4 separate regions of the Mus musculus genome follow, and all the other regions are linked to region 3. Evidence: chromatin loops called from intact Hi-C (ENCODE). Cell type or tissue: left cerebral cortex. All regions are shown on one strand.

Region 1 (5,000 bases), 130 kb before region 3:
AGTGTGGTAAGTTATACAATTAAAATTAAATCATAGGTTAAAAGTTAAGGATATAAAGCACTAAAAGGAAATGGTAGTTTACTTCTTCCTTGGCATCTGTGCGTGACTTGTTTCAAGAGTCCTTATAGATACCAACTTGTCTGATGCACAGTCCTTGATATAAAATGATGTAACATTTCTGTGGGGACCTACATGCATTCTTGTATATACCACACACCATCTTTAGACTTGGCCCCCTTATGCTATGGAAATAGCTTCGTTTTTAGGGAAACGTGACCAGAAGGAAACGTGCACCTGCAGTGTAGACATGAATGTTTGCTTGGAAACTTCAGTCCAAGCAATGACTTAAGTCATTGATAAGGAACCTCTAGACACAGAGGGCTAGGGATGGCTGTACCTGTCCACTGTTGTGCCTTGCTTTTCTGTGAGAGTGGAGGGATGTACGTACCATTCTCCACCAAGGTGGGCTTCGTTCTTTTCTGCCTGTTCTGTCAGAGGAAAATGTCAGTTCACTGTCATCCACACTCCTCAGCCCTGTCCATTGTCAGTGCACCGTGGAAGGCAAATATCACTCGGTGTCCTTCTGTGACAGCTCGAGCTGAGAGCAGGCAGGTGGTGGCAGCATTGGCCAGCTGCTGCTGCTGCATCGTGCCTGCTCAGGCAAGAGGCAACGCAGGAGGACTCAGTTCTCAAGCTGCCAGTCCTGATGGTCCTGAAGGGCAGAGCGGGGAAGCTGGGAATGTGTTGGTTCAGTCTGGATAATGTTCTTCACCAGTGGGAGGAAATAATTGGAATGGGACTAGTGGGCTGGCACAGATAATTTGGGGGAACATTAAAGCCGGATAAAACAGAGAACCTATTTGAGAGCCTGTAATCTGAAATCTGGGATCGTGAAAAGAGCAGGCTTCTGATAACAACCTGGGAGGTCGAGCCCTCCCCACTCCCCCAGCTTTGAGGCCTGAAGATCCTTTGCATACTTTTGTTTTGCTTTTATAAGGACAAGCACGTAGGACGTTACCCGTGATCCCCCAATTTTCCTGCTATGGCAGCACATTTGTGCCCATCTCTTTTGGATGGCCTGTTTCAGTTGCAGGAAAGTTGACTCCTGGTTTTATCTATGGTTTACAAAAGACAGACTTCCCGGTGTGAAGACAGGCAAGGGTATGGTAGTTTGCATTTCTTAGTTGTCAGGCATGTGCAAAGCAAGGTCTGCACGTCCAGTAGAGAAAATGACACTGGCATGCAGTCACCGTTACTCTCCACTTTACAGAAGAGGAAGGGGTGTGCTTAGTGACTGGTCCACTCACTCCAGTACCCATGGGAGCTTGGTTCCAATGCCAGCGTCTCCTTCTGGATCCTGTGCTCTCTGCCCCGCTACGGTGCTGCCTTATGCTGTCATATGCATGCACAGGCACAAGCAGATACGTCCACGTACATAGTACACAAATGCGCATCCAGTTTGTGTGTAAAGACATCTTCGTGTGAAAGTCTGAAGAAGTGTACTTTGTCCTTGAAGATGAGGGTACAAGATCCTCAAAGTCCCCAAGGCTCTGTGTAGAGCTGAGTGCAGATGAAGCCCATCCCTTGGGAACCACTCTTTTAGAAAGCAAGACAGCAGCTAAGCCTGAGAAGATTTGATTGGCAGCTGCCAAACCCATCACAGGCAGTCGCAGGACTCCTTTCTTGGTGGCTAATCCTCTTGCTTTTCCATCTCTTTCAGTGTGAGCTTTCAAGTGACTTAGAGTTTTTCTTTGTAGGCTCATGTTCAGAGGCGGTTGTTTGATGTTCGCTTTCGATCTCTGTTTCGTTTCCTCACAGAGTATTTTAAGACTTATCAGACTAGAATTGTGTCTGCTGTGGGTGGTGAAAGCTTCCATGCTAGAAACACATCCCTGGGTTTGTGGGAGATTGGCCTAACTGTTTACCAGACAGAGGCTCTCTCAGTTTCTTCCAGACATACCAAGTTACAGTCCCGGGGCCGGGCCTCAGGCAGTGGGCATCTGTACTCTGTTCCAACCTTCTTTCCCCCTGCCTAGAGAACACTGGTACCAGTACAGCCTCTAGCCAGCAGGGGGCTGCTTTCATCCCTCATTACTAGACAGACAGCAGACTGGATTCCTCCACTGCCCCAAGGTTTTCTTTACCTCACCTTTAATGCCCTGTGTTTTGTTGATGGACAAGAAGATGTCTTTCTCAGCTCTCTCTTCTATTACTGCTGTGTTTACAGTAAGATCAGATGTTGTAAGGGTGAACTAATATAAATATCTTCCCAAGGAAAGAGAGATATAGGCAAATTAAAATAAGAACAATCTCTCATTTAAATCTAGAAAAATAAAAAGAGTGAGGACGGGCGACTCAGAGAAGTTTGGGGGGGGAAGCATCCAATATTCTTCTCTGGATGCATTGTTGAATTAGATTCTGAGTTCTATTGCATGTCTGCAGCTCTGGTTTCTCTTAGTGCTGTCTGCATCTGTGTTTATCATTCTGGATGCTTGTGACCTTTCTATGACCCTCCACAAGCTTCCTACAGTTTCCCAGTTCTTTCAGCTTTCATTGTGCTTAGCTGTGCTTTTAGTAGCAAGGAAACAGTGTTTGGCACAGCCACGAGAGCCGACTTATCACCTGGACCACTTGACTGGCACGGTGTGAGCAAAAAGAGCTAAAGAAATCCAGGTCACAATCTAAGGATGGTCCAGGAATGGCTTCTTAACACTTAGGAAGATCTGTGTTTGTAGTGTGTCACATGTAGTGAATTTTGGAGCTTTCTCTACATCCAGAGATGTCAAAAATCACATATTGCTGCCTCTAAGATAGTCAGGCCATTCCCAGTACCAGGTTTGGTATTATTGAGTTAGTAGTTTTTCGGTTTTAGAAACGGAACTTAGGGAGGTCTTGGGGCATGCCAGCAGGAGATTTCCCATTGAGCTACACCCCACTCACCTCTTTATTTTGTTTTGTCCTGAGATAGGGCTTCACAAATTGCCTAGGTTGGCCTCACTCACCATCCTCCTCCCTCAGCCTCCTGAGAAGTTTGGAACTGTGAGCTTGTGCTGGTAGGCCTTGCGATCCTCACCTCCTTATGAAAACTTATTCCTCTGCGGCACTAAAAATGCTGGCCTCACTAACTGGTGTTAGTCTTACCTCGTTATGAACGGCAGTTCTCATGTATAAATGATGCGATGCTAATGCCGCTCTATCATTCAACTCCCTTACAAAGTGGAAACTAAAATTAAACTATCTTACGGAGTCTTTTTATGTTGGCATATAGTAATGGCTTCGTCTTGACATTTTTGAAGTTCAATAATGTGATGTTGCTCGGGGATAGCATAGAGATTGTAATCAGTGTACCATCCTCTGCCAGCGTGAACTCTGAGGGCAGCCATTTTGTCTTATCCAGCATAGCCCAGCTCATTAATCTCGTTATTTCAGCCGTTCTGCTCTGTTGTGCATGTAGTTGGTGGTGCTCATTAAATGCAGTGCTAGCATGTTGTTAAAAGAAAACCCCATGACACTCATACAAGTATAGACTAAAACATGTCACTGTTTTGCTGAGCTCTGGAATGGAACACTTAAAGGATAAGGCTCATCTGTCAGAGAATAGGAGAAGAATTTTAAGTGGCTTATAGTAGGATTTCCCCCCCCCTCCGCCCCAAATTTGGGGTAGAATGGGTTAATATGCAACCGGAACTGAAGTCATAACCTTTAACATAATCTCTTCTTGACATGTGTCATCTGTACTTCCACCATGTAAGCCATAGTTGAAAATTATTAGGGAGACCTATGTATGGAACGTGGGTCTGTGTGACATCCTAAAGACATGTAGGTTTCTTTTTTGCTATGCTGAGGTTAGGAGCTGTTTGTTTGTATTGTAATATGGCTAAATTCAAAGGATTTTTTTCTTCTAGAACACAGATTAAGCGGGGCTTGTGATCCTAGTATGTACTTTCTGTTTAGATTTATCTGAGACATTAAGTCCATGCACAGTCTTGTCTCCATAGTGAATCATAAAAGAGATTTTTAGGGACAATTAGGAAAACTACGAGTTTCCAAAATGATGCTGTGGAGGGTGGTCATGCAACGAGGGCCTGTATCGGCCATAGACCAGTGTTCAGTCTTTAGATGCGTTGTGGTTTAAGCTGTACACGGCCCTGTGAAGTAGGTCTCATTATCTCATTTTGAAAATCAAATAAATTAGTCTCTGTAAAGTTATGCAGCTTAATCAAGGTTCTGTAGCCTGTATGAGCTGCATTGGAATTTAGTCTGATTCTGAGTTTTATATTCTCTCTGGTACTCTGTTCTATTACCCCATCTAAATGACCTTAAATTCCCCTAAATTTTAAAGTATCATTCTAGATAAACATGCAGATTTATGAGTCCCCATTTGATTATATAATAAAGCATGCATAAAGTGGTCTTTTTTCCTATTTAAGGTTTGACCATTTTGAAAGCACTTGAAGTAAGCAGGCTTTCTGTTGTCTGACCACTGTATTAAACATGTGTTTTAAGCATTCTGACCTTTCCAAGCCTCCTCAATTTCCTTCCTGGTGACTTATTGTCTTTCTCTTCTCCCTTCTGGCCCCCAATGTGTCTGTAGGTGGGCTGGATCCTCTCCATCCTGGACGAGCTGCAGCTGAGCCCACAGCCTCCTGTGGGGGTGCTTCCACTGGGGACTGGGAATGACCTGGCTCGGACGCTCAACTGGGGAGGGGTAAGAACTGGAGGCGGCTGCCCTTAGCATAGAGGAGCAAGCCAGACCTGCAGATCACTCTGTGCTCGCCCCTAGAAGCAGTAAGCTACTGCTGTCAGAGGGACAAGTTAGAAGTGGGACTCAAATGGCCTGTTTCTTTGTCATTTCTTCACTTTAGACTTAGAATCATCCAGGGAGGAGGGGTTGAGTGTGAAGAAAACACATGGTTAGTGCACAGATAGGTTGAGTGTTGAAGTATCTACCAGGGCATGGCCAATGGGTCAGTCTCAAGTGGTCATGAGAAGCAGTTCTG
Region 2 (5,000 bases), 94 kb after region 3:
ACTCTCATGCTTGCTTTACCAACACCAGAAACAAGCACCATAATTAATCTGGCATGGTCTACTGAACTGACAGTAGGAATATGCTAAAGATGAAGATAAAATTAAGGGGCAAAAAGGAAAGTCTTTCTGTCATCTTCTTAGCTCACTGTGGAACTGTAGGAAATGGTGAACTTTTCTCACAGTAAAGAAAGCTTATGAGTAGTTCATGATGTACACAGGTGACACCAGATGAACACTCACATGGACTGTTTCATGGCAAAGATGAACTTTCAAACAGGGATGTGCATAGCCTGGGAGTTGGTCTTGAGGAAGGCATGTGCAATTTGTGTGTGGAAAGGTGGTTTAGCAGAAGAGACTGTAAAGAATACAGATCAGGTGTAAATGTGAATTTCTGTCCATTTTTTCGTTGGAGGGCGGGGTGGGGGGAGGGGCAGAAACGAAGATTAGTGGACTAAAAGCTCTACTCCTGCAGGGTCACCTTTGTCCCTCGATTACTCTTGGACATTGGTACAGGTAACAGCCAATAGAAGACTCCTAGTCCTTAAAACCACTTGCCATAACCAATGGCTGTAATTTTAGGAAAGGAGTGGTCTTAAGATGTGAGGGCTTAAAACACCCTACGGAATCCATAGGATCTGTAAGTTGAGTTGAAGAGATGTATCTTTGGTGAGAAATTGGAGCCAGTTTTATAATTTGACCGTGTTTGGGCAAATTGGGGTTTTACTCCATCTTTTCTGGTCAGTTTCTATGTGTGACTCAAAACTGTCACTTTGCTCTCCTTGGTTAAAGGAGAGGAAGGTCTCAGGAAGCCAGGAAGCCCACTCTAATTCTTACAAACCCCAGAGCTTGAGCCACACTGATTACCCCCCTGTGTTCTTTGCCAAGAGCATGCCACAAAATATGTGACCCGAAGGCATCGAAGAAGCCAAGAATGGAAAAATTCCCTAAAGGAAAGTGACATTTAATTGGGAAATTTCAGAGATCTGTCACTCCTAGTGACAACCCAGAAAAAACTGCTTTGCAGCTTTGTGACTGGAGGTGAGCTGCAACTGTCAGCTGAAGTTAGCAGGGACTCCCTGCAGGGAGGCCTTTAGGGGCGGAGAGCAAGGGACAGCTGCCTTTGCACATGGCTCCCCCAATCTCGAATAGAATATCGTGTGTGTGTGTGTGTGTGTGTGTGTGTGTGTGTGTGTGTGTGTGTGTGTGTGTGTGTTTAAAGCTGTACCAAAACTGTAGTTTAAAATGCTGTCAATTTTCCAATTAAGATATCCAGCTTGATAAGCCGAGCTATGGACCCATGGGAGGGGGAGAAAAACATGGTTCTTGGGAGTTTGTACAAAAAATATGGTGCTGGGTGGGTGCTAAGAACAAACGGTCTTATAACCCATGGTCTTTCTACACAGATCCGTTTGGGGAAAGACTGCCCCCAGAGTAGCCTGCTTTTCATAAGCTTCCCAATCAGATTTCGGGGGCAAAGCACTCCCCTCCTCCCTCGCACAGCCTGCTTCTTCTCTCTGCCCTCTCTCGTCCCTCCCATTCTCTATTTCCCTCCCCGGCAGGGTGTAGTTGAGTGAAGGCAGGATCAGGTTCCCCGCCTACCCGTCCAAATATCCCGCCAAGGAAGCCCCAGAGCACAAGAAAACCCAAAGTGGAGAGAGGGGAAGAAAGAAAGCACTGAGTCATCCATCCAGAAGGGGGGAGAGCAGAGCGCAGCCGCCCAGGCAGGAGCATCAGCCAGCGATACCTGGAGTCTGCAGAAACCTCGCCCGCACTTTGCAACAAAGGCAGCCAGCTAGTCAGCGAGGACCTCTGCAAGCCAAAGTAAGTGCAAGATACCCTGTGGTTTTCTCCAAAGGGTCTCTGGTGCAGTGTGCCTACCCCCCAAAGCCACTTTTCTGGTAGCCTGCAGTACGTGGAGGGGGTTGGAGCAGGAGAGAGGCTGCCTGGAGTCCGCTAAATAGGACTGCTTTTAAAAACGGACTTGCTCCAGAAGGCAAAACAGCCGAAAGGAAATTTTGGGGGGAATGAGCTAAGTAACCTAGCATGTGCTTGGATGGGAAGAAGGAAAGCAGCTTTTGGGCTGTGGAGAGTGCATGGGGACCGAATTCCTGCTACCTGCCAGAGCATGCAAAGCGCGGGAGAGGGCACATTTGTGCTCTTTGTAAAACCTGGAGCTTTGGTGGGTGTGTCTGGCCCAGTAGGCATGAGAGAGAAGAAAGGGTGTATCAGTAGACAGGTCTCATTTCCTACCTCCACTTCTCAGGTTGCCCTAGAGCTTGCCAACTGCCAATTGCTGCCCGCTCTAGGTGTGGTACATGCCTGGCAGCCTGCCCCTCCTGTGTCTGCTGATGGAGAAACATCTCCGCCAGAGCAGCCTGCACTCCCTAGCCTGCCCACGAGCCCAGAAACGCTTCTAGAAACAGTTCAGTCCAAAGTTTCAAAGGCACACTTTGGAGTCTACCTTTGCTTGGTTGGGATGCCAACTGGCATAGAAGCACTTACGTTTTCAGTTGTATCCAAATAAGCCAGGGTTGTGGTAAAGACGAGTTTGGCAGACACCCGGAATTTCTGAGGTGATATTCCAGTTGTTTCCATAATATATTTTGAGAAGAAAAGTCACTTCTTTTGTGCATAAAACATAACCTTTCCTCTCTTCTAAAATATGTGTGTGTGCATGCGCACACACACATGCACACACACACGCACACACACACACACACACACACACTTCTATGGGATCTGATGTGGCATATAAATACAAGAGCACACATGTAACTCACATACAGATTGCTAACTAGTTCTTGTCTCCTTAGTAATAAGGACTTTGGAGCTGTAGGAGCAGAGCGAGACTTCAGAAGTAGAGTGGGTGCCTCACAGAAGGAATGCACACTTCAGGGGAGAACAAAGTAACAGAGTTCTAGTGGGTCAGCATCTTTCCTCTTGAAACTACCAGGCATAGTTTAAAAAGTGTGTGTGTGTGTGTGTGTGTGTGTGTGTGTGTGTGTGTGTGTGTGTGTGGTGTGTGTGTGTTGGAAGGAAGGGCCTGGGAGGCACTTCAGGAACTACCAAAGAAAAGCTTTTGAACTAACAACATAATGGAGCAATTTCACGATCCCAGGCAAACGTGGAGCTGATGAAACGGTCCAGCCCATTTGGGCCCTTTGATCATCTGGGAATGAATTGTTCTGTGAGAATATTAAAAGGTAATGAGAGCGAAACAAAAGAGAAGTCAGCCAACACAGCACAGAAGGCTGGTGTTTGCCAGACTCATTATGTCCCTTTTAAAGTAAATTATGTGCCTTCAAGGCCAAGTCATTAGAAACACTTATAGTCCAGTTAAATTCAAGGGAAACTCAGGTGCCCTCCCACTCCTCTTTGGGCCCTGTGTAATTTCAGACCACCAATAGTGGTTGTTTCTTATCAAAATGAAATCATTTTATTTTAAAACCCCAATACCATGCTTTTGAACTGTAAGGAACTTTTAAAAATTCTCTCATCAGAATTAAAGTCTTTTGAAGAAGGTAATCTTTCTCCTGCTGCTCATAGACCCAGGTCTTCCTCACTGAGTGGACTGCTTGTATGTGCAATGCTTTTCCCACACCCCACACCAGCTGTGTGTAAACTGTAGCCCCTTTAGAGTGTGGATTCAAGTGTTTGTCTGAGGCACAAACACTTATATTCTCAGGGGTAGAGCTGTGGGCGAGACAGACCTACTGTTAACATGATGTTTTAGTCATCTGATCCCTAAATTATATCCCATAGGGGATGAGAATAGAATATATTTGACTGCATATTGTATTATATGTATTATATAATATTTAATTGTCTGTATTTCAGAACCCCTTTCTAGGACACTGGGGACCTGATCTTACCTGTTTAGTGAAAGTTTTATGGTTTTTTTTCTTTCTTTGTATCTTTCATTGTTTCCTTCCTTCCTTTTCCTTCCTTCCTTCCTTCCTTCCTTCCTTCCTTCCTTCCTTCCTTCCTTCCTTTCTCTCTCTCTCTCTCTCTCTCTCTCTTTCTTTCTTTCTTTCTTTTTTTATTTTATTATTATTGTTCAAGACAGAGTTTCTCTATGTAGTCTTGGCTGTACTGGAACTCACGATGTAGACCAGGCTGGTCTCCAACTCACAGAGATCTGCCTGCCTCTGCGTCTCCTGTGCCAGGAATAAAGGTCTGTGTCACCACCTCCAGTTGGTTTTCATGTTTCTTATTTAGTCTTTACAAACAGCAGTCTGAAGCAAGATCGGACTTTTTTTTTTTTTTAATTGGGTAATTTTTTTTCTTGCAATTCAATGATCTGGTTTGCAATTTCATAAAAACCTGGTCACTGAAAATAATACAAGGCCCCCAAATAGTTTGTTTTTATCAAACATTTTAAGTTTTAAGTTTTTATTTTCTCCTAGAGATATTTCTGATTTCTCATTTCAGTAGCAACCCCACGTGGCGTCCATGCTGTCATTCCTCCGTGTGATTCCCTGGAACACTCTGAGCTTGCCTGAGCTATATGAAATGCTGTGATGCTAGCAACAGGCTACAGTCAGAAGTAAGGTTACAAATGGCAGTTCCCCAGACACTTGTGTTCTAAATATGCCAGCATGGTGACGAGTCAAACGTCCTTGACTCTTGTACTGATGATAAGGCCCAACTGAGACTACTCGGGACAGTGGAACAGCAAGGGAGCTCCACACTGAGTGAGTGCTCCTTACTTACTCAGAAGGCTAGTTTATACTGGATTGTCCAACAGGGCAGAGCCATATACTGTTGCTGACCCATGCTTTGAAAGGAAAGCTGAGCTGGGTGGGAAGTGTTTTCTCCTCTGGATGCCAGTTTCATGAACAAATGGAAGTGCTTTAGTGTCCTGTGGTACAAGCCACACCTTCTCCCTGGGAGTGATGGGAAAGGAACATGTGGATATGGACTTCTTTGGGAACTGGTCCTGCTTTTTCTATCCATCAATTGGCTTGAGGAGAATTTGGATCTTGGCCTTTCTTTGGGAA
Region 3 (5,000 bases):
GAGAAGGAGATGACTGGACACACAGGAATCCTAATATCTAGAGCCTGCATATACAGACTCTAGACATTCATAAGTGGATCTAAGTGTGGAATCCTTATGTGCAGAAAACTTGCTGCTTCTTGGCTTGCCAAGTAGGCTGGAAACAGTGGACAGGGACTGCAAGGGACTCGTATGAATGTTATTTAAAAAAAAAAAAAAAAAAAAAAAAACCAAAACCACAGAGCTGGGCAGTGGTGGTGCATGCCTTTAATCCCAGCAATTGGGAGGCAGAGGCAGGCGGATTTCTGGGTTCAAGGCCAGCCTGGTCTACAAAGTGAGTTCCAGGACAGCCAGGGCTATACAGAGAAACCCTGTCTCAACCCCCCACAAACAAACAAACAAACAAACAACAACAAAAAATAAAACCCAGAGGAATGGTGGCTCTGTGTTTATGACCACAAGCTGCCTTTCTTGAGGCCTGGTTTCCACTCCCATCACCCACATGGTGGCTCACAGCCTTCTGTAAGTCTTGTCCCAGGGAACCCAAAGTCTTCTGGCCTCAGTGGGCACTGCATGTATGTGATGCACAAATATGCCTGCAGGCAAACACTCATGAACATAAAAATAGAAATCTCAAATAAATTTAAAAAAAAATAATAAAACCAGAGCCAAGAGGATAGCTTTGCCTTCCACAACAGTTTGCCTCCAGGCATTGTGAGAAGCTGGCAAAATGTTAGAGATTTTTTTTGCGATGGAGCTGCTTCGGTATCATTTAAAACTACATAGCTGTATCTCCATCTCTTCCTGTATGCAGAAGCTGGAGTGCTGTTGGGCCAATTCAAACAAAAGTGTTCCCAAGAACAGGGAGGCTCTGTGCACAGCCCGTCTTGTCTCCCCTGGGAACATCCCTGTGCCAGTACCAGGTGTTCTGTGCCGTGGGATTTTGTACAGTCAGCCCTCTTTAATCCAGTTACAGGATGGCTTTGGCTCTCATCAGTTTTATAAGTGCAGTAGAGATCCAGGGTAGGGAGGATGGTGTCCAAAGCTAAAACAAGTGACCATCCATACAAGGGATACTAGTTCCACCAACTGATACCGCCTCTCTGCTAAAGGGGCAAGTTCTTTAGTCATGATTATTAATAGCCCTTTAGAACATTCTGGAGCTATCAGAAGAGTGGGCACACTTTCACTGGGGCCCAAAACATCATTTCTCCCTTTCTGAATAGGAGCAGAACCCAGCACTGAAGGAGCCAGTTTATTCTTCTCAGAGCTGAATCCTGGGGAGCCCGTTCCACAGGATTCCTACCACATTACTGGACGTGGCAACTGATATTCAGGAAGCAGAAGGGAATGTGGGCCCCAGCCTGGCCTTCCTTCCTTGCTCTCCGCGGATGGTTAGCCTCAGTCCCACATCAAGTTCCTAGTAAATGTCTGGAAGTGTTCTAAGCATCTCTCATCGATGCACCAGTCTGAGTCCTTACCAGCGCTATGCAAACTCTCCGTTGTTCTCAGAGAGAGCCGCGGGCACTTTTCTGGCCCGTTGTCATTATTGTGGTTCCTCTGCTTGCCTTTAGTATCCCTCATCAACACAAATAAATGTAATAGCATGTTAAATTAAAATAAACCACATATTCCCAAAATGCAAACAGATTTGTGTCCCAGACTGAGCTGTGAGTCAGGGCTTCCCAAGTGCTGCTAAAGCATGAGTCTGGTTTCTAAAGGCTATACCCCTGACTCCCTCTGTGTGTGTCTCCTTTGGTTGTATCTTTCCTGTTCCATGTTTCCTTTTTCAGACGCATGCTGACAAATGCTTTTGCAAAGGCTGATTGCTCACAGATTTCAAATGCTTACACGCAGTGTGACAGTCAGATCTCCATGCTGAATAAATAGGTAAACCTGACTCTACCTCCTTTATCTATTACTCTCCTGTGTCAAGGCCCCCTGGCCCTTTTCGCTTGGAAGAAACTCCTTTCTCATTTTGGTTACATTCCTGGAAAGGAACGGTAGGTGGCAGTAACATTTCAATTCAAAGGGTGTTTAGGGGCCTCCAGAAACTGACTAGGAAGAGTTTTCAGGCTGGAAAAGCAAATTGTACAAGCTAATGATGAAATTGCTTTTAAAAAGGATTAATAGATGTAAATGCAAGAATCTATTTTTTAAAAATGACAGTATATTTCGAACACAGCTTTCACACGGGTCATCCGTGGCTGTACTTGCGTGGAGAATTTTGAAGATGGAGTGGTAATTGAGTGGATAGATACTCACCTCAAATGAAGAGCTCACCCGTGTTTGTGATGTGCATTTTGGGACTGTCACCTCATCGACGATGCCCATCTCTGCGCTCCTCCCCCACTCTCTGCCCTTTCCCTGTGTTGGGAGTGAATGTTACCTTTGAGGCCCTCTGGCTGTCCCTGAAGGGGACATGAATAGAGTGTGTTTGTCTCTCTCCTCTCAATGCTACTTTGTGTGGCTGCTGTAGCTTTCATCCTTGCTCTCTCTCTCTCTGTCTCTTTCTCGCCTGAGCTCTTTGACATCTGTGCTTTGTTCATTGTCTTAGAGAAATGAGCATAACGAGAAGGAACAAAAGCAAACAAAGGCGGGTTTGTGTAGCTGATGGAGAGTCTCAAGCAAAGGACTTTTGGTCCTCTTGTCCTTAATTATAGATGCTCTGGGGCCCCAGTAACGGTAACAAAGTTGTACCTTGGACCTATTGGCTGGCTCAGTGTTTCTCAACAAGTCCTCCATGAGACTTCATGGAATGGAGTCCTCTAGGGATAGACACACAGACCTTTGGTGGAAGTTTAAGTGAGAAAAGCCCTTGCCTAGAAATAAGAATCTACAGTTCACTTTCAAAGTGCATTAAGGCACACCTGGGTTTCCTTGATGTAAGTGGAAATCTGTGCCCATCAGCAGGCACTGGGAGCTGCTAAGTCTGCAGCAGCAGCCTTTAACAGTGGAACAGTGGGAACCCAAAGATGGCATTTCTTTAGTAGTAAACAGGACCCTGAAAATGTGCCTGGAAGGAGTGTCCCATGAGAAATTGTTTTCCATTTGAGACCCCTTAGGTGTCTCATAGCCAAGCAGAATACTCCAGGCCCAGATATTTCCAAAAATTCACCATAGCAACAGAGTGTACCTATGTGGTGTGCTTCATTGCAAAAAGATTGTGTTTTACCAAAGAGTGAGAGGTAAAGATGAGGGGAGCCTAGGAAGATCTCAGGACTGTGACCAGGAAAAGAAAGAAAGGAACGAGGGGAGGGGAGGAGGGAGAAAGAGAGGGAAAGGTGGATTGGGCAAGAACATGGAGAGTTGGTAAGAAGCTTCTAATAGATAGGCTATCCTGAAACTCATAGACCAGGCTGCCCTCCACTCTGCCTCCCGAGTGCTGGGATTAAGGGCGTGTGCTGAGTAGGGTGTGTAATCCCTTAGTCTTATGGAAAGTGCTATGTTAGCTACTGGAACTAAGCAGAGTGTACAGCATGCATGCAGTTGCCTTTGGTGCTCGGGCATGTGTGCTGTACACACTGCTTAGTCCCTCTCATGTAGCTTACTGCTAAGACTATTCATAGTGTGCTGAGCAGTGTGCAGAGGCAAAACAGGATCCAGCGCATCAAGAGACGCTGCTTTGTTTCCTGTTATGATTTTGTCGTACTGGGCAAGCCTGTGTGTCTGATGTAACTATCTAAGAGTTCTCCTACCCCATCTACAGTCCCTCTTAGAAAAATACCTCCCTTCTGAGTATTTTCAGAAGATAATTTCTACTCTGCATCTCAGACTTGGCTTTCATACCCATCTTGAATGTTCATTTTAAGCTCATCTCAATGTGGTAACCCCATCCTTCTGATGGTCTCCCACCACGTGGTCATTTATAAATATTAAGTACATATGATGGTGATGCTGAGAAGGGGGACAAGCATCATTTTGTAGATAGTTCTTTTTTTTTAAGTGTGGGGTAGGCTCCTAGTATTCATCCACTCTATCTTGTGTTGACAACCAGTTTCTCAGGGAGGAAATGATGCATATAGCCCGAGGAAGGACAAAGAAGAGAAATTATAGGTGCTTTTAAGTGAATGCTATGAACTGCATTCACTATAAAACAATAAAACATTGTTTTGAGGCTTCAAAAACATATCAAAGAGACTAACATTCAAAATATATAAATCTATAAACCTTAAAAGTTTAGAGCAACGAATGAGAACTACCACAAATACATATCTCCAAGACCTGTTGCAAAGCATCATACGAGGTTATAAAGACTAGAATAGTCATGGCATCTATTACTTTAGCTCCAAGGTCACCGAGGTAAAGCAGTGAAGTGGGATAAGAATTAACACTCTAAGGCATAAGCCTTGACTAACCCATTTTGCTATCATATCTTGTCACTTTGCTCATAGGAAATTAGGCATGTAGTTTTCAGTGTTCTTAGGCCTTGTGACTTGACCTACATGAAAGATAGGAGGTTTTGAATGGAAATTTGTGTATGGGTGGCAGTTTAAGAATGGTCTTTGATCTTGTGCTTTAGGAGTGAAGAATCTAGATACAGTTCTGTCCTATAAAGTATCCAATGGTCAGTGGATGTCTTAGGTCTTATTCCCTCACAATCCTATTCATATAGAATGATCTAGTACAGCGATACATTACAAAAACCTGTAGTTAGACAGTTTTGTATATTCACATGGTTCTGTGGAAAACCTCTATTTCAGAGAATGAACGTAGTCCATCAGAAGTCTAGAGATATTACCTACAACCTTCAACACAGATTTGCTCATTTTGAAATTTTGATTTAAGAATTCAAACATCTTTTGTTTTGAAATCTTTGTGTCTGTATTAGTTGATATATAAGGTAAACTTTCAAAAAAACGTGCTAGTTAATGGCATGATCTTCTACCTAAAACAGTGGATGTTTCTCTGGAGCTTTTCCAACATGTCTAGAAATCTCTATCCAGAAGAAATTGTTCTAGTCCTATGGTCCTTGCAGCCTTTCTAGGTCCTCTTCTGCAGTGTCCCTGAGCCTTCAGTTG
Region 4 (5,000 bases), 85 kb after region 3:
TTGCTGAACAATACATTCTCCACCTCTGGCATGTTTCACAAAGCTCCAAAGTCAAGATTCCTAGGGTGGAACTGTTTCTAAGTCCTTAGTTCAAAAACCAGTGTTATTCTCTGTGAAGTTGGAGAGTTAGAAGTTGTTTTTTTTTTTTTTTTTATCATTTTGTGTTTTCTCGCTCAGCATACGGACCATGCCTCTAATCAGTTCTATGCTCTCTAGCCTATTGTCCCTCAGGGTTAGCTTACTCATGTAGACTGCTATTACTTCCCACAGGAATCACCTCAACCAGTACATACTACTTCTTTTGTTTTATGTAGAGCACAGCCTTTCTCAGTTTTACATGAGGGATTCCCAGTAGATGGTTACTTCCCCACATTGGCATGCTGGTTAATATTTTGTCAATTTGACAGAAGGTGTGAAATAAGTGCCACAGATACAGGAGGACACGTGGCCTAGGTCTTTCTAGGTCAGGGCTGCTTCATTCATTATTATATTCCACCCGAGTTACCATAAGCATTAGTCAAAGATGTCATGTACACCCAGTTCATTAACAAACTGGCATGAGTGTTAGAAATCTGAGTTCTGAGAGCAGTTACTATTCATTTACACTCTGAGTGATGCAAAATCAGAAAATTCTTTTCCAGAATAATTTATGACAAGATCTGAAATCAAAGAAGGTTGTGATTAGATGAGGTCTTCATCATTTCTGGATTTTTAAAGTACTCTATGTGTGCTTTATCCAACCTAATTCCTGGAAAGTAAGCCCCTCCCTCCAAACTACTCACAACTAAACTTAACAAGTTGTAAATTATGTGTGCTCTGTTTTTAAGGGAAGAATATGAATGGACACAAGAGGCAACCATTAAGCAGACAGCTGATTGGGGCTCTTGTTCCCACTAAATAATTCAATGTCTCTAATGGAAGTCAGAGCCAACATCTCCCAATGGATGAGTAGTACCTAATATTCAGCTAACTGCTCAAGACTTGTAGAGAACAACAGCAAAGTATTAGGTAAGAAAATATTTTAATGGTGTCATACTCTCCTGGGTGCTTTCTTGGCATGAAGTTTCTAGCTTCCTGGCAGCTGCTGCCATTGTGAGGAGACAGGGAGAGTGAAAGAAGGAATGAAAATCAATATTTAAATGTGAAACAGCCAGAAAGGTCAACAAGGGAGGCCAGTACTAACACGTTTGTGTATGTATTTAGCCTTTCAAAAGTCCCTGGTCTTAAGAGGACAGAAGATGCCCTAAGTAAACAACTCATTAGGAATCAAACAGCCAGGTTTGCAGAGCTCAGAATCAGCTCACTCGATCTGAGGAAGAAAGTTCATGTGAGACTTTGCCGGGAGAAGTAGGCAACAGAATGAACTGTTGCATAAAGTGGTGTGCCGTTCTCCCTCTCTCTTCTTCATTCAAAACAGGAAGAGAATATTGATTTCCTAGTCTTGGCTACCAGCCCCAGCTCCTCTGCCCATAAGTACTGAGATGAATGAGATCGAGTCTCTCAAAGCACTAAGCAATCTTCAAGAGAGTACTGCTTTATAAATTGAGGGGGAAAAAAGAGAGAGAGAAAAGCTGTATTATTATGGGGTAGAAATGTTAGAGAGAAAGTTGGAGCTCTTATCAAAGGCTGTTGGTGCCCCAACATTTGCTGTCAGCTCTGAAAAGGTGGCTGTGAAACTCATTGTATCCAGTCCTGGTTGGCTTTGGGCCCAGCATACAGTGGGATTTCTGGCCAATGGCCCCGTACAGTGGAAAGGCTGGCGCCTGGCCCAGGGATTAGAGAACTTTCATTTCTTTGTCTCATTGATATTAGTCACAGAATCTCTCTTTTCATGCACAACCCAGACCCATGTGGGGCGGTGCAGGGCAGGGGGGTGGGGTGGGTAGAAGCAGAAATTGCTGCAAACTGAGCTAGGACTAAGGAAAGTGTCCATTTCTAACTTGCTTATCCAACATCTGTATCTATTTTGTTATGCACATTTACCAGGAAATGGATAAGATGGTTCTTGAAAGAAAAACTGCTTTAGAGATATAAGAAGCTATAAATCAATCTTGAATAAACAAAGAAGTCAGTATGTTTGGCTTTATCCCCTCCCTTCTGACTCTGCTTTCTAAATTTCTCTCTATCACATTCTCCCACTTTAAGGAATTAATGACTATCCTGATATTTTATCTCGAAGAATAATTTGGTGAGCATAATTTATGGGGACATTTCCTTCATCGCCCCCTTTGTCTTTCCCTGTGTGTTTGCAGCCACATGTAATGCATTTGTTGAGAGTTTTCTCGATTCCTTGCATTGCAGACTCCATCCATGTAATGACATCTTGGAGCCACGTTCTGTTTGAATCCTGGAAAATGCTGTGCTGAATATCATAGGGTAAAGTTGGTTTCAAATAATAATAGGGTCTTAAATATTCATGACTAGTGGAAACTGAAAATTGTTTCCAAAATCAAACTGGGATGATGAATCACCCACAAGCAACTGATTTGGCAGTAAACCAGAGAGCCCCAGCAGCCATAACCAAATGTCTCCAGTTTGTATTTCTTTGCCTGATTCCCCTAAACATGTTTGGGTACATGGATAAAGATTAATGACTTAAAGAACATCAAAATTCAGTATACATTATAACCTTGCCTGTTTTCATTACCTTGCAAAACTGCCATTAGTATGTAAAATCCAGTTTACTTGGGCATGACATTTTCTGCCATCCATGGAGAGGCAGAGGAAATTGTGTAAAAACTCCCAAATTAAAAGAAACAACCAACCAAAAACCCCAATTACCTCCATGATAAGTTACCACTGTCCCCATTAGGAGATTTCACCTAAGATTCCTGTGAAATGGGAACAATGACGGTCATCTTCATACAGGTCATGGTGTGTGCTAAATGATGAATACATGGGAAAATTCTGCAAACTTACAGGATTCCGAGGAACAGCATCGTTGCCACGCTTGATCATCTAACACAGCAGTTAGTCCCCACCTTCCTAATGCTAAATCCCTTAAATACAGCTCCTTATGTTGTGGGGACCCCCAATCATAACAATTATTTTCCTTGTTACTTCAATCTGCCAGTTATGAATCATAATGTAAACATCTGACACTTCTGATGTTCTTAGGCGAGCCATGTGAAAGAGTTGTTTGAATCCCCCAAAGGGGTCATAACCCACCAGTTGAGAAACACTGATAGGAGAAGACTGTAAGGATTGGAAGTCAAAGTAAGAGGTACTTTTGTGGACACATCTTCTTTAGGGATGTCTAATTCCCCACAGTTATGAAATATCAAATCCCAACACTTAATGGAAAGTTAAAAGCTGCTAGTCTCACCTGTCAGAGAAAAAAATGAAGGTCCAGAGCCATTGCTCTTTTACCTAAAGTCAGAACATGTTCCACAGCAGAGCAAGGAGACTTGGCTGCTCATTTTTGACCCTCTTCCTGTGTCTGCATTCCTTCCAACTGACAACCATTTGTTTGACTCAGTAAGTAGTGATCTTGAGAAGTGATATTGATGCTCAGGCTGCTCTATGGGCGGGGTCATGGTAGAAGCATGCCGTGGTGAAGGAGGAATCGGGCAGGAGGCAGTGTTCAGAGGCCACAGAGAAGTGTCACTGGCTTTGATAGAAACAGCACACTAGGCTCTATAAAGACATATGTGTATTAGGAAGGACCAGATTTTAGATGCTGTTTTCCAAGTACATTATATCCTGATGCTATGGAAGTTCAGATTCACAAATGGAAGCCTGACGATATACCAACCACTTTTTGCATTTTTATCCTTTTAGGCTGCTGTCTCCATGTTTTCTACATATGCCAAATTTGCCTCTCTACATATGATTTGCATTAAGTCAATCTGGAGCTTGGAGTGTTCCCATGTCTTTGTGTTATCAATAGCAAAGGCAGTTTCAATACCCACCGCAAAATAGACTTCATGATACTCCCAACCCCTCTGCTTGAGGCTATCCTGTCTCCTTATGTTTATCCTAAGGTTTGGTGGCTTTTCCTTTTAACTGATGGAGCAGTCTTTTGATTTAAAGTCAAAATCATGTGTTAGTAATGTGTCATCTTTTGGCAGGCAGGGCCTGTCACTCTGGGTGAGTCAGTCGTGGGACATAACGGACACCCTTGATAACTGTGCTGCTTAGAGACTTTTTGTTTTGTTTTTGTTTTGATTTGTCAGCTTGACTGAATAATTTTGGAAGAGGACATTTCAATTGAGAAACTGCCCCCATCAGACTGGCCAATGGCAATTCTGTAGAGCACTTTATCAATTAATAATTGATAAGGGAGGGTTGAGCCCACTACAGTCTTTGATACCATTCCTCCATGGCCTCTGGTCCATGGCCAAGCATTCCTCTGCTTCGGTTCCTGCCTCCAGGTTCCTGCCTTGAGTTCCTGTATGGTTTTCCTAAGGGAAGAGCTATGATATACTCACTGAAACAAATCCTTTCCTCTTCCAAGCTGGCTTTGGTCATCATTTTATCACAGTAACAGAGAACTAAACTACAGTTACATTCTTCCTTGTTGACTGTCAATTCACTAGCTCTCAATGTTAGACACTAAAATCTAGTTTTTGAAATAAGTAAATAAAAGTGAATAGTTCAAGTGAAGCTGCTACTTGTCAACATCCTAGAACACGGTTTTGTTGCTGCAGTTGTTGAAAGGGAATGTATGTCCTTAAAATGAATCAACTTCAAAAACAGAATGAATGAAAAAACACCAACACTTAGCACATGCAATGTGACATGAGTGTTGGCTTAGGCCTGCCAGCTGGAACTGAGAAATGATTCAGAATTAGCAACTGGTCCGTTGAAGAGGTGGCTGCATAGGACATTTTTCAAAAGTCATTAAGCTGTGAAGTTAAAATAGATTCATTTGAATCTTAAAGGACATGTTACTTCATAATGTATATATATTTTTCTTTACACACAGTCTCTACTTAATGCAGTGTTTGGCCCAGAATTTAATGTGATAATTAAAACAAACAAACAAACAAACCCACAAC

What was found. A loop is a pair of places that touch in the nucleus more often than their neighbours do. Peaks named below come from ENCODE experiments on the same cell type or tissue, not always from the same donor. Only the 100,000 strongest peaks of a DNase experiment are listed, where the experiment ranks them.
Region 1: it touches region 3 in a loop (2.9-fold over the local background); 8 of 42 quality-filtered maps call a loop at or near these places.
Region 2: a loop joins it to region 3, with 4 times the contacts of the local background. A loop is called at or near these places in 8 of 42 quality-filtered maps.
Region 4: it touches region 3 in a loop (8-fold over the local background); 8 of 42 quality-filtered maps call a loop at or near these places.

What each region holds. Positions count from the first base shown.
Region 1 is chr6:37,034,292-37,039,291 of GRCm38, reverse strand. Dgki (diacylglycerol kinase, iota) reads left to right here. Exons shown (of 34, transcript NM_001081206.2): 13 at 4,595-4,708. Among named protein-coding and RNA genes, the nearest start is that of Gm52857, 130 kb to the right of the region's middle. In left cerebral cortex, CTCF peaks have their summits at 603 and 2,065 (motif pointing right); DNase peaks (open chromatin) are centred at 617 and 1,902; H3K27ac peaks cover 369 bases.
Region 2 is chr6:36,806,715-36,811,714 of GRCm38, reverse strand. It overlaps Ptn (pleiotrophin), which reads left to right and starts at 1,536. Exons shown (of 5, transcript NM_008973.3): 1 at 1,536-1,821. In left cerebral cortex, CTCF peaks have their summits at 1,636 and 2,380; DNase peaks (open chromatin) are centred at 2,235, 2,875, 3,138, 3,635 and 2 more places; H3K4me3 peaks cover 2,596 bases; H3K27ac peaks cover 3,753 bases.
Region 3 is chr6:36,901,000-36,905,999 of GRCm38, reverse strand. The region is part of intron 28 of Dgki (diacylglycerol kinase, iota); the gene reads left to right. Gm52857 (a long non-coding RNA gene) reads right to left here and starts at 2,467. Exons shown (of 3, transcript XR_003956276.1): 1 at 2,245-2,467. In left cerebral cortex, a CTCF peak has its summit at 1,986 (motif pointing right); DNase peaks (open chromatin) are centred at 1,406, 1,971, 2,479 and 3,562; H3K27ac peaks cover 3,147 bases.
Region 4 is chr6:36,815,946-36,820,945 of GRCm38, reverse strand. No RefSeq gene overlaps it. Among named protein-coding and RNA genes, the nearest start is that of Ptn, 8.3 kb to the right of the region's middle. In left cerebral cortex, no CTCF peak of the experiment used is centred here; DNase peaks (open chromatin) are centred at 1,452, 1,741, 2,412 and 4,753; H3K27ac peaks cover 2,051 bases.